2 separate regions of the Homo sapiens genome follow, and region 1 is linked to region 2. A link is a contact called in ENCODE Hi-C or POLR2A ChIA-PET data. All regions are on one chromosome and are shown on one strand. Each heading gives the region's core, a stretch centred on a gene start or an enhancer-like site at or near the end of the contact. The rest is flanking DNA. Distances are from core to core; before and after follow the strand shown. Region 1 holds the start of CARMIL1 (capping protein regulator and myosin 1 linker 1). Region 2 holds the start of GMNN (geminin DNA replication inhibitor).

Evidence for each region. A loop is a pair of places that touch in the nucleus more often than their neighbours do. ChIA-PET counts read pairs that join two places held with the same protein, here RNA polymerase II (POLR2A). Pooled maps may share reads with other maps.
Region 1: a loop to region 2 is called in a pooled map, with 9 times the contacts of the local background. The contact joins the promoter of CARMIL1 here to the promoter of GMNN in region 2. A Hi-C loop is called at or near these places in 5 of 50 pooled maps. POLR2A ChIA-PET finds 5 or more read pairs at or near these places in 2 of 52 experiments (H1 and activated naive CD4-positive, alpha-beta T cell).

What each region holds. Positions count from the first base shown.
Region 1 is chr6:25,277,326-25,281,352 of GRCh38, forward strand. CARMIL1 (capping protein regulator and myosin 1 linker 1) reads left to right here and starts at 2,049. Exons shown (of 37, transcript NM_017640.6): 1 at 2,049-2,510. The coding sequence starts at 2,471. RefSeq lists a silencer at 1,777-2,246.
Region 2 is chr6:24,772,550-24,776,267 of GRCh38, forward strand. GMNN (geminin DNA replication inhibitor) reads left to right here and starts at 2,388. Exons shown (of 7, transcript NM_015895.5): 1 at 2,388-2,695. RefSeq lists an enhancer at 3,303-3,382.

The sequences.
Region 1 (4,027 bases), core at 799-3,298, 500 kb after region 2:
TTATAAACAGTGCTCCTTGGAGTTCTCTGCTTGCTATTCTGAAACATATTTGAGTTTTGCAACCGAGAAGTAAATGACTTTGATTTCCAAAATCAGTCAGTCATTTTTCAGTGTTGTGATAGGAGATTCATTTGAATTCACTTCTTCAGAGATGCAGGAGCCAATCAGGATCCTGTTGCAGTGAAAATGATTCTTTTATTGAAACCCCAGCTTCCTTTAAAAGAAGCCAAAGAGTACTGAATTACAGAACTGCCATACAGCCTTCCCTTTATTCTTTCCATCACCCAGGCCACAGGAAAAAAAAAAAAAAGACAAACTTTTGTTCTTATTTTCACAAGTTATCACATGGTTTGGAAACTTCAGGGCATTTCTGAAACTTCATTGGTATGTGCCAGAAAAGTCCTCTTTAACACACCAGGTTGAATGAAAGACAGTTTGAGATGTTAATTTCCATTTACTGCAGAAAAAATATATTTAATGCATTAAGGAAATGTCTAGCTTAAAGAAATTGCCCACTTTTGAAACAAATGGTTGGAGGCCTGAGGTCCAAAGCTCTAAAATCAGTTAACAAATGTTTATTGAACACCTATTTTGAACTAGGCTGTTGAAGAAGTTCAAAAGTCTAAGATAAATTCCCACTTTCAACTCACCTACAGTCTAGTTGGGCAGAAAAAATCCAAACTCAGGGGACAATGCAAGAGTTAGATAGTAAAACCAGACAAATACACAAGCAATGAAACACGACACCATATGGTTGGGTTTAGAAAAGTGTTTCAGGCAATACATATTGTAGAGGCTTAGGGATCACAGTAATCTGAAAATCCCTGGAAAATATTCACAAAGAAGGTAGACCATTGGGATGGGTTTGAAAACATAGATAAGAATCAGATAACCTTAAGAGGAAGGAGGAAGCAAACAGTGAGTCTGGTTGTAATAGAGAAGGGAGTGGGAGAGGTTAAGGAGGGTGGGAAGGGGCCAGGTTGGCAAATCCTTAGTGGTAAGGCCTGGCTGTGGGGCTGAAGATGATTCTAAGGGGTCCAAGGTCAACAGCAGTGTTTAAAATTAGATTGCCAAGTGCATGGATTCCCTTTCCTTTCCTCCTTTTCTGTCCTTTAAAAGCAGAACCTGATTAGACAGTCTGGGACATTCCCAGCCCTAGGCTAAAAAGCAGCGATTGAGGCACAAAGTATTCTTGGCCCTGAAGTTGAACCTCTGGGGATGGAGCTCAGGGAAGTCATAGGGAGTTTGGGCCCAGGTAGGATCAGACCTATCCGCAGGCTTACATAGGCTCCAGTGATTAAAGCTCAGCTTCCTGAATATGCCCCGAGGATAAAAGAGACTTTTCCGAGTGAAAGGCATTTTCCAAGGCGCTCTCAACGGGAATGTCTGAGATAGCGAACTGCGGCTGCAGAGCACCAGCTGAACGCACACACACAAGTGTCTTCTCACGGTATGATTAGTGTTCACAGGTTTCGTCTAGCTCATCAGAAATGAAGAATAGCGATGATGAAGTGACATGTCACCGGGAGGGTTGAAAAAGAAAAAGTGCGTAAGAGGGTCCCAAAAAGAACCAGCTTCCGTGTAGACGGGTCTGCAGAATCTGCCGTCTCCCGTCTTCTGGGTCCCCTGGCCCGCCCGGAGTGGGGACAAGGAAATGGAAAGCCCGGCTCACCCGGCTCTCCTCCCTCGCAGCCAGCAGATGGCTCCCGGGCTCTCTCGCGAGCCCGCTCGCCCCCTCTCCAGACGCAGGGCTTTTGCGGTTTGGGAGGGAGGCTGCGAGGAGGGGCGCGGTGCCCGCCGCCGCCACCGCAGCACCGCACAGCGTCTCTCCTGGGGGTGCGACCTACGCCGGGGACCCAGCGCTCGGGCACCGGAGGCCGGCCTCGCACCGGTGCGGAGGCCGGCTCTCGCGAGGTGAGGAGGAAACGCAGGAGGAAGAGGAGAAGGAGAAGGAGGAGAAGGAGGAGGGCCGGAGCTGCCCCCGCCCAGCCGGAGCCCGGCAGGAGCGCGAGGAAAACCTACTCCCCCCGCCCCGCGCCGCTCTCCCCGCCCTCTCCCACGCCTTCCGCTTTCACCTAGGGCTGTAGGTGCGGCGCGGAGGCTGGGCGGGAGCTACGCCGGCCCAAGCCCCGCCGGGGACCAGCGAGCCGGGAGGAGGAGCAGGCGCCACAGCCGCCCCGCGCCCCGCGCCCGCTTGTAATCCGGTCCGCTCCTTATTCAGCCGCCGGGAACTGCGAGGAGGCGTCATGTAGCAGCAGCAGCAAATCCGCCTCGCATTTGCAACTCTTTTTTTTTTTTTTGGTGGGGCGGGGGGCGCGCGGCAAAATTCTGTCTCCGCCCCCCCTTTTCTTGCCCACTTCCATTTGCAAGCTGCATCTGCCTCTCTAAAAAAATTGAGGAGTTCGGGGAAGGGCAGGGGGCCATAAATCAGAGTTGGACCTGCAATAACCCCCACACCTACAGGGCAACCATGACCGAGGAGAGCTCTGACGTTCCCAGGGAGTTGATAGGTAAGATTCACGCGGTTGTTGGTTTTCCACCTTCCTCTGCGTACTCCTCACCTCTCTCTCCCTTCCCACCTCTGCTTTCCCGCAGGTCTCGAGAAGTCTTGGCGCCCCTTAGGGCAGAGTGGTGTTGGGCAGGGTCACTGGGGGTGCCGGGAAGTTTGTTCCCATCCGACCGCCTGTAGAGCCAAGTGCAGAGAGGGAAGGCTTCGGGGAGGAATCGGGAGTCCTCGGGAGGTGGGTGGGAGGAGGGTCTCGACTGTGAGCCCTGGGCACCTCCTCTTGCCCGGAAGCGGGGATCCAGGTTGGCGAAAGAAGGGGGCGGGCCATCTTAGACTTGGGAGTTCTGCAAGCGAGGGGAGCCCTTTACAGCTCCCAGCCCACTGCCCCAAACTCGGGAAAGTCCGGGAAAGCCTATTGGAAGGACAGGTGGCGAGCGCACAGTAGGTCGTCTCCGGCACGTGTCAGGCGCTTTCCTGAAAATGCCCCGCGGGAGGTGATCTTCTGACACGCAGACTTGGGGGAGTGGGCGCTAGTCTGGTAAAATGACTGGGCTTGGCAAGGTGTGGCTTGGTGTAGCCAGCTGGGAGCGAAAGGGTTACAGGGCTGACGCAGACTCAGGCCAGGAAATAGAGGGTTAATGATAAAAGCCTTATTTTAATAATGATTAACCTACCGATTCTCCCTATAGGGGATCTCTTAGGGAACCCGTGTGTGTTACGCTGTGCAAGGTGACCCATTGTTTGAGTACCTTGAGGTTTTTTTTTTTTTGGTGGTGGTGGGGGCGGGGCTGGTTAAGTCTTGGGGTTTAACTTAATTATCTGGAGGGTTAAAATGGCAGAGCTGAAATAGGATGGGAGAGTGTTCTGAAAACCTAGCGTTTAAGCATGTATATGTGTGTAGCATGTTATACTGTAACAAGGTATGTGCGTCTGTGTACAGATGTGTTTTGAGCCCTAGTGACCTATATTCCCTCCTGTACCATTCTTGGCACACTACACAGCCTACAGCTCACAAAGATGATGTTTAATCGGCGCTGACAACAAGAGGAAGTTCTGAGCACCCGTTGATCTCCATGTGTGGAATTTGCCCCTCTGTTGTTTCTTTTAGCTAATAATACTTTGGAGGAATTTGTGTATGCCCTTCCGTTGGTGACTGTTAACTCAGCAGGTAAAACTTGATGTAGAGAGGCTGTTGCTAGGTTTGTATGGAAGCCCCTACTTCTGCTGAATTACAGACAAACCTGATCTTTTACCAGAATTTACAGTATGAAATTATTCACAGACGCACGCGCGTGTGCGCGCGCGCACACACACACACACACACACACACACACACACGCACCTCTCATCATGATCCCAGCAGATCCTCTTCTCTCTCCCCAACCCTGTGGAGTCTGCATCTTTTGCTGGAGTGAGTGACACATCCGGTTCTGGGAGGCTGCGACCTTTCCAACACCCCAAGCAAACGCCAGAGGCTCTGAAGACGCCTCCAGAGGTCCTGAGAATGAGTGTAGGGCAGGG
Region 2 (3,718 bases), core at 1,138-3,637:
ATCCACCCGCCTCGGCCTCCCAAAGTGCTGGGATTACAGGGTGAGCCACTGCACCCGGCCAATCCTGAGTATATTATTCTTAACATCATCTGAGTCTCAAGTCCCAAAACCTTCATTAGTAATGTGTTTCATCATTTCACTTCTCTTAGCTGTGCTTATACTCATCAAAGAAATGGTTTGTCAAAAAATAAATTGGTGCAATGTAATTATTATTTATCCATCTGAATAAAAATAAAAATAAAAAAATTGGTGTAAATATTTGTGGTTGCTAAAGTTTTGTTTTGTTTTGTTTTGTTTTGTTTTTGAGATAGAGTCTCACTCTGTCACCTGGGCTAGATTGTGGTAGTGTGATCTTGGCTTACTGCAACCTCCACCACCTGGGTTCAAGCTATTCTCCTGCCTCTGCCTCCTGAGTAGCTGGGATTACAGACGCATGCCACCATGCCTGGATAATTTTTGTATTTTTAGTAGAGACAGGGTTTCACCATGTTGGCCAGGTTGGTCTTGAACTCCTGACCTCAGGGTGATCCGCCAGCCTCAGCCTCCCAAAGTGCTGGGATTACAGGCATGAGCCATGGTGCCTAGTGGTTGCTGAAATTTTTATGGCTAAACATTTTCCAGTATTTCTACCTCCTTATCCCATCATTTAATCCTTTTTAAATTAATATTTTAAAAATTTTATTATTGGCCAGGTGCAGTGGTTCACGCCTGTAATCCCAGCACTTTGGGAGGCCAAGGTGGGCAGATCACACGATCAGGAGTTCAAGACCAGCCTGGCCAACATAGTGAAACCCTGTCTCTACTAAAACTACAAAAAATTAGCTGGGTGTGGTGGCGGGCACCTGTAATCCCAGCTACTTGGGAGGCTGAGGCAGGAGAATCGCTTGAACCCGGGGGGGGCAGAGGTTGCAGTAAGCCGAGGTTGCACCATTGCACTCCAGCCCTGGTGACAGTGCAAGACTCCGTCTCAAAAAAAAAAATTATTATTGAAAATCCCAAACAGATATAAAAGTAGAGGGAGTGAATAAAAAATCTTCATGTACTCATCCATACTAGCCTCAGCAGTTATCAACACAAGGCCAATACTGTTTTATTCGCACCAGTGGTTCTCAACTGGGGATGATTTTGCCCTGCGGAAGGTTATCTGACAAGGTCTGCAGACATTTTTGGTCTTCACAATTGGGATGTACTCCTGGTAGCTAGAGGGTAGAGGCCAGGGATACTGCTAAACAGCATACAATGCCCAGGACAGCCCCCACCACGAACAATTTGCCCAGTCTAAAATGTCAATAGAGCCCATACTGAGAAAGCTTGATTTATACCTTTTCCCTTGCTTCTCTCAATAATTATTTCAAATAAAATATATGGTATAAAATTTCATCTGTAATTACCATTTATAGGTAGAAGCTATTACAATAAAACCCACAATATTGTCATTACAACTAATCTCTTTTTTTAACCCATTGCTCATCAGGTAACCTTAAACAACTCATATCTTACCATCCCAAAATATTCAGTCAGTGTTCAAATTTCCCTTGGGTATTTTTTTAAATACAGTGTTTAGTTCAGACGAGATCCATACATTGCATTTGGTAATATGTCCCTTATTTGTACTCGATAACGCCTTCCTTCTGCTTTTTATTTTTAAAATATTTTAAAATTAATTTTTTTTTGAGACAGGGTCTCCCTTTGTCTGTAGTCCCAGCTACTCGGGAGGCTGAGGCAGGAGAATCGCTTGAACCCGGGAGGCGGAGCTTGCAGTGAGCCGAGATCGCGCCACTGCACTCCAGCCTGGGTGACAGAGCGAGACTCCGTTTCAATTAAAAAAAAAAAAAAGAAGGAAAAGGCTAGACGTAATTATTACCAAGGTGTTTCTGCTCCTTCAAATTGCAACAGCAGTTGTAATTTCAGTGCCTAGAACAGTAGTAATTGGCACGTATAAGGCGCTCAATGAATAGCTGCAGGATTAACTGATAATCGGTTGTCTCCTGAACAATTCCTACCGCACCACACCATAGTCAAAACACAAAAAGCCAAAATATAAAAGCCCCTAATACAACTACGAGTCCGTGGAGCCAGGGCTTTACACAAATATATGTCGTGTACTACATATTAATATATATGCACATACAATATTTTGTTCTTCTGGTGCTAACGACTAATGGAGGCAAATCTTTCTCCCTTTCGTAAAGGGCTAAAACTTTGCATTTTAAGGAAGTTCCAAGAGCAGGGTCGGAGGGGAGGGTCAAAGGGCACAGGCCTCCCAGCCCGCAGAAAACCCCCACGGTCCTCAAGTACTCGCTACCGTTGACCGCGCAGGCGCAGGAAGGGGCGGGGCCGAGGGAAGAGGCGATTCGCGGGATCCAGAGGCCCCGCCCCTCGTCTGCGTCAGTTGGTCACGTGGTTGTTCGGAGCGGGCGAGCGGAGTTAGCAGGGCTTTACTGCAGAGCGCGCCGGGCACTCCAGCGACCGTGGGGATCAGCGTAGGTGAGCTGTGGCCTTTTGCGAGGTGCTGCAGCCATAGCTACGTGCGTTCGCTACGAGGATTGAGCGTCTCCACCCAGTAAGTGGGCAAGAGGCGGCAGGAAGTGGGTACGCAGGGGCGCAAGGCGCACAGCCTCTAGACGACTCGCTTTCCCTCCGGCCAACCTCTGAAGCCGCGTCCTACTTTGACAGCTGCAGGGCCGCGGCCTGGGTAAGGGCGAAGGGGTTGTTGAACGGTCGCGGGAGCCGGGGCGGGGTTGGGAGGTGAGTCGAGGGACTGCCCCATTGGCTGGGTCGGTTTTGGCGCGCTCTCACTTCCGCGCTTCCTATTGGCTGGCTGGCGCAGTTCCCGAGGCGCGCGCCGCGGTTGGTAGGCTCGGACGCGCGGGGCCACACTGCCCGCCCCCTAGCCTGGCGCTGGGCCTCCGGGACAAGTTGGCTGGGTCCGGGCTTGGGGACTGCAACGCGGGTAAGGGACTCAGCCTGGGCTTGCCAGCTGTGGGGATGAGGCGAAGCATCCATCCTCTTGGCAGTTAAGTGGCTGGTCCTGATCTGAGGGATCTGCAAATTTGGCTCATGGAAAGAGGTGGCTGAATTCTGCGTCTCCCATTAAACGGATACTGGCGTTGTTGATACGGGTTTCGCATGGACCCTGTCCTGTGCCAGGGTTTTTAATCTAGCTATTAAAGGAACTGGAGAATAACAAGTAAGGGTTGCAAGGTCGCTGACAGGCGTGGGAAACTTGTGAAGGATTAGAATGCTAAGTGGCTTTCAGCTTTTTTCACACTAAGGTACGTTTTACGTCGCAACCTAGGACACAGCTATCTAACCAAATGAGACGTGATGGAAGCAATGTTTCTCGTCTCTTCAATTCCATTCTGTTCAGTTGCATTTTTCTAAGCAGTGTTGCTCATGACTCACTAATTTCGAGATCACGGCCCGCGACCCGCAGTTTGAAGAACATTGCGTAGGGTCTGTTTACTGGGGCCCGAACACCATTTTCTTAACATGAAATAGAGTAGAAAATAGCAGGATGCCCGCACAAATTAGATTGTTTTGTTTTCTAAGCTTTTTTTTTTTTTGAGACGGAGTCTCGCTCTGTTGCCCAGGCTGGAGTGCAGTGGCAGGATCTCGGCTCACTGCCACCTCCACCTGTCGGGTTCAAGCGATACTCCTGCCTCAGCCTCCCGAGTAGCTGGGACTACAGACGAGCACCACCACGTCCGGCTAATTT